2 separate regions of the Homo sapiens genome follow, and region 1 is linked to region 2. A link is a contact called in ENCODE Hi-C or POLR2A ChIA-PET data. All regions are on one chromosome and are shown on one strand. The core of a region is the stretch at or near the end of the contact, and the rest is flanking DNA. Distances in the headings are between cores, read along the strand shown.

Evidence for each region. A loop is a pair of places that touch in the nucleus more often than their neighbours do. ChIA-PET counts read pairs that join two places held with the same protein, here RNA polymerase II (POLR2A). Pooled maps may share reads with other maps.
Region 1: a loop to region 2 is called in a map of mucosa of descending colon, with 2.2 times the contacts of the local background. The contact joins two enhancer-like sites. A Hi-C loop is called at or near these places in 4 of 168 maps with a recorded cell type or tissue (G401, mucosa of descending colon, pancreas and 1 more), 1 of 37 single-sample maps with no recorded cell type and 2 of 50 pooled maps. POLR2A ChIA-PET finds 5 or more read pairs at or near these places in 4 of 52 experiments (H1, HCT116, MCF 10A and 1 more).

Annotation. Positions count from the first base shown.
Region 1 is chr4:186,700,189-186,702,888 of GRCh38, reverse strand. The region is part of intron 2 of FAT1 (FAT atypical cadherin 1); the gene reads left to right. Among named protein-coding and RNA genes, the nearest start is that of FAT1, 22 kb to the left of the region's middle. Within about 2 kb of position 1,293, at least 16 of the 41 ENCODE cell types and tissues checked have a DNase peak (open chromatin) inside an H3K27ac peak, as active enhancers do; they include pancreas, where a contact is called at or near this core.
Region 2 is chr4:186,650,440-186,653,139 of GRCh38, reverse strand. All of the region lies in intron 3 of FAT1 (FAT atypical cadherin 1), which reads left to right. Among named protein-coding and RNA genes, the nearest start is that of FAT1, 72 kb to the left of the region's middle. Within about 2 kb of position 1,304, at least 11 of the 41 ENCODE cell types and tissues checked have a DNase peak (open chromatin) inside an H3K27ac peak, as active enhancers do; they include pancreas, where a contact is called at or near this core.

The sequences.
Region 1 (2,700 bases), core at 44-2,543, 50 kb before region 2:
GTGTAATCCCACATTCAGGGTTCGGTCTGCCTGCCATGCGTCTCAGCATCCAACCCCCTCTTCTACTTCAGATCCATTCTCTGTTGCTTTGTTGTAAGCTTCAACAGGTTTTCCTGTAATTTAAGCAGAATAAAATCTGGAGCATCCCTCTTGTGGGTGTGTGGAATAAATTTGGTGTAGTGTTCTTAGCTGATGTGTACTTAGCAAGTTAATTATTACTTGAGCACCAATGAAATGCTGCAGCTTTTTGTTCATTTTTAAAACTAAGGGAATGTCTAGAAAAATGCCTGGCCAGAAGATTTTGTAGAAATTGTGAATAGAAGTTGGTGTTGAAGCAGTGTTGGGTTGAGGTCTGTTCCCTGATGTGTGTATTGCGTACAGGACGCCCTGGAATGTGTTTGACCTTCAGTCTAGAGTAGTTTGGTTCTCTTTTTGGCTGTTAATGTTAGTATACAAAGCAGCCCAGGACGAGTGTTTCCCCTTCTGACTCTACTTATTTGGGGAGCCCGTGTTTTTCATTAAGATAAGAGCAGATCTCTAAACATATTACTGCTGTGTTACTTTTAGCATCCCAATCCTGGTTTCAGGATTGAAATTTACGTTTTGATGAAAAGACTGGGAATGAATTAATATGGAAGTACAGCCGTTGTCACAACTTAAGTCAGCATTCATGAAATACAGGAAGGGAAATGAGGACATTTTTCTTAAGAGAAAATGGCTGCATTCACACGATGGAGAGTGTTGGAGCACCATCCCTGTGTCACCTGTGTGGAGGCCGGCTCCTGGCCTCATGTCTGTGTCACCTGTGTGGAGGTCGGCTCCTGGCCTCATCCCTGTGTCACCTGTGTGGGGGTCGGCTCCTGGCCTCATGTCTGTGTCACCTGTGTGGGGGTCGGCTCCTGGCCTCATCCCTGTGTCACCTGTGTGGGGTCGGCTCCTGGCCGCCCGGCTTAGGTGCACACAGGTGAGTGCGTTTCTACAGTGGGAACGGAACGGAATTCCGGCCCAGGCTAACCTGATTGTTGACCTCAGTCAGGGAAAATGTTTCTGGAGCTTCTGTCTGGTTCTGCAGAACTCTGAATGTTTCAGCTATTTATTATTCATTCAAGTTAGAAACCCTTTTCCTCATATAAAGTAGGATATTTTACTTACATCCTGGGATCCCTGCTCCTGCTGCACGTCCTCCTGTGACAGGAGAAGGAATGTGGAGGAGGCTGACGGGCCCCGGATCCTGACTAAAGGGTCTGCAAGTGGCTGAGAGCTGGGTGGCTGCTGGAAGCCTGGCCTGCTGTGGTGGGACCTGATGCCCTGTGGGAGCTGGGGCTAGAATTCCTGGCAGCAGGAACTTGATTAGAGACGGGTGGGAGGCCCGGCAGAGAGTTAAAAAATGTGCTGGTGAAAGGGCTTTTGTGTTGCTGGCTCCTCCCTGAAGTGGCAGCAGCTGCTGTCCTCTTGGCTCTTTATGTTCTCCTCCTAGGAAAGCTTAAGAGAAAAGAAGCTCGTTTCCCAGCCACAGGGAGACTGGAAGTTGTGTCTTGGCAGAAATGATGTTACCACAGTGTGTTGTTGCTGTGTTCTGGGATAAAAATCTTGTGTGTGTGTGATTCTGAGTCAAGCAGGGCGTGGTAACAATTTCTACCAGGGGAAGGGTCCTTCTTTGAAGCAGGAAGATGTTAAGGTGAAAATAGGATCTAGTCGAAATCCTAAGGAAGTTCCATTTTCTTACTAAAAACAACAGAGATTCAGCTTTTCTTTAGTTATTTGTATGATGTTTACCACGTTGATGCGTTACTGACTGAACAAGTCTAGCCTGGAAAGGCTGTGGATGGGAACTCGGGGGACCGTGACTCAGGGCCGTCCCACGTTGTGGAGCAGCACGCAGTGACGCTTACCGTGCTGTGATGTAATTCTCAGAGTGTGCAGGGGCCGGGACCTGGAGGTGTGGGGTGGAAACAGCTTACGTCAGACAGGCCGGCTTTGTCCTCATGCTGTCAGTGGTAATGACACTGGTGGTGAGCACCAGTCTAGTAATAACCACGACACTGAGTGTCACAGCCGGGCACTGGGCCCGGCATTCTGTGTGTGCCAGTCCATTTAATTCTCACAACCACCGGGTGGACTCTGTTATCCCTACATTACAGGATGAAACGTCAATGAGAGGTTAAGTAACTTGCCCAAGACTTCTTGGGTGCTAAGTGCCAGAACCGCATTTTACTCCTCTTACTCTTTGAAGAATGATCTACGGATGCTGCGAGGGAGCCTGTTCAAAAACGACTAGTGAAGTGGGTTTCTGTGCTAAGCTGGGTTAGGCCAGGTTGCAGCCTTGAATCCTAGATTCGATGCTTGGTCCTGAAGGAGTCTTGAATGTAAGAATCTTCCAGCATTTTTACTCTGAATGACATATTGCTATCTAGCACAATTAGGAGGACAGGAGTTTGAATTCCGTCGCGGTGGCAGTCAGCAAGTCAAGATCAGGCCAGCGAAGGCGTGGGTGAATCCAGGTGAGTGCCTGTAGCTTCCCTTGTCTCATTGGCCATTGAAGAGATGGACAGGTGTCATATTTGTGTTTGCAGTTGTAAAAGTGTGATTTAATCGGTAAAAATGCTGCCCATCTGAACTGGACAGGACGTTAATTGTTGGAAGGCTTTTCTTGTGGAAACCATGTTTAAGATGGTGGTTAGGTCCCAGCTTTCAGGCCTG
Region 2 (2,700 bases), core at 55-2,554:
CCCCCATTTTGTTTATTCTCTTATTCTGTGTCGACATGTTATACTCAAATTACTCAGTTTCCATTTCATATGCTTTTTAGAGGACGGCGTTATACAGTGTTCTGTTTTTTATTCGCTTCTTTACATGTAAAATCCTGTATTTAGTATAGAATTATTTTATGTTTACTATAGGAAATGTGATTTGTGATTGCAGACTGGGCAGCGATGTATAGTTTATGTGTGGTAATCCCTAAAGCACGCAGTAAAGTTACAAAATGGTAGAATAGCTGGTAGGTATACTGGGTGCTCATCATGTGTTAGTCCAGTAACACTTTACAACTATTTTTTTCTGAACCAGAGTAAATGGCATTTTATTGTGGCTGGAACGAATACTGAACAAACTGCAATAGGAAATAGCTAAAGCTGCAAACAACTTCCAGGGGTTTCCGGTAACATTTGATAGCTGCAAAGGAAGGAAAGGACGGGCCAGTCGCATTTCAATGGCAGGAATTCATTTAAAAAAAAATTACCTATTTGCAGTCTTTTTACCAAGATACGCAGATATTTTAAGGAGGAATCTGTAGATTTTTTTCCTATCTCTTTCTCATGCTCATTATTATTTTATAAAATAAGTGAAGTATATCATCCCTAAAGTTTGCAAGAAGTCAAATGTTATTCAGTACATTTCTGCCGATGTTGATGATGACAAACTTTTTCCTCCGCAAATTGGTTAACTTGAATCTTTGTGATAAATTCTGTCAGCATTTGGTTTTTCTATAGCTGCTGAATATTATTTGCTAAAATTATAGTTAAGATTTTGCATTTGGGTGCCTGAGATTAGTCTTTTTATGTCAACATGATGTTAACCTTATAAAATGGGTTGTGTACCCTATCCTCTTCTTCTGACCCTGCTATATCTGACATTTATAGGATCACTGAAGGCAATTCCCTGTAAATTGAGTTTTGCTGTCGATCTTATGTTTTAATGCCATCAATTTTCAACAAGAAACAGCTAGTAAGGTAGAATTGAAAGCAGAAGAGACGTCTGAAGACTAGGGTATGGGGTCCCTGTATGACTCCCCATGTGACTTTAGACTAGTCGTTTGATCCATTTTATTAGTGTTTTCTTTGGAACTCTGAAAGTTTGAACTAAATGAGTTCTGAGCTGCTTTCCAGCCTCGCCAGTCTATGAATAGAATTCCATTTTTGGCTCCACGCCTAATCCTGCCGGCACCAGTACTTCAGGGACAAACAATAGCTGCTGAGACGGCCACAGCTGCCGAAAGAGCGCGCAGCCGGCTGTAGTGACGTGTGGTCTTAGGACACCACCTGAGTAAAGACGGTGCGGTGCTGCGGAGATCTCCGAGCTCACAGTCCAGAGCTCTGAGGGGCTGGGTGCTGAGTGATAAAGTGAAGGAGAAGCTGCGTGTTTGCTCGTGGCCAGCAAGGCAATCTGTGTTTTGCAGAAGCGGAGGACGTGACGCCTCCCTGCCGGTGGACTAGTCGGCTTGTCGGCTCTGCATGTTCAGTGTTGGCTCTGGTGTGTGTTTCGGGGGGATCCAGTGTTGGCTCAGGTCCTTATGGGCCAGGACCACCTTCATTCATTATTGTATCCACCACAGAACCAGGCGTGATACTCATGAAAGATTTTTAAAAGCAGCCACATTTGAAGGATTTTCCCTTTCACCCATTGGAAGAGGAGGCATAGCAGTTCACACAGACAAATGCTGCCCTTGATGTAGTTTCTGTCACTCCCGCTCACTTGCGCCTTCTGTCCACCCATTGTACAGCTCTCAGGACTGTGCCATGATCTCTAAGTCACATACACAGCTTTGTTCTGGGGCCGTTTCATTTTATTTAAGCTGGTTGGGTACAGATCCGTAGACTAGAATGTTCCATGGATGACATGTTTACAAAGGGACAGTCAGGTGCTATCTGGAGTTCCACAGTTACAGTCTGTTATTTCTGTAGCTCATGGTGCTTTATTAATTTATTATTAATAAATTTATTATTAATAAATAAATTTAGTAATTATTTGTTAATTATTAATTTATGAATAATAATGAAGCATCAAATAATTTATCAATTATTAATAATAAATAAATTATTTAATAATAGTAAATAAATTATTTAATTATTTAATACTTCATTGTAAAAATCAAAATAATGACCAATTGTGTTGCCCTCTCTTTTCCGTGCAGTTGGTTGACCCTGGACCAGTGGTGTTGCCCTCTCTGTTTTCCATGCATCTGGTTGGTCCCTGTAGTTCTTTGGTAGCTTACCTAACTCAGAGCAAGCTCTCTTTCAACACTGAACCATGGACATTTAAAACAATTTTTAGGAGCCCAAGATTTGTAACACATGTCCTGTAAAGTTCTAAAGCACTTTTACTTAAATCTCTGACCTCTCATATCTTCCCTATTTATGTAATTTATGTTCATTTTTCCTGGTATTAGGCCTTTTTACTGTTCTTTCTTAGCTGCTGTATAAGAGAAGCAAGAGGTACGGTTAAAATCGAAAGGACAGTTTGGGTAAACACAGGGTGAGCACAGGTAAGTTTTTCTGACTAATGATAACATTAGGCAAATTAGTTTTGTAAAAAAAATTTTGATTAACTTATTGTACCCTGAGGCCCATGTTGCTGGTGAAGTGAACTCTTGAGGACAGAGAGGCTATTTTGCTTTACTCAGAATCAAAGAGTCTGTTCTGTCTTGGTCCTTA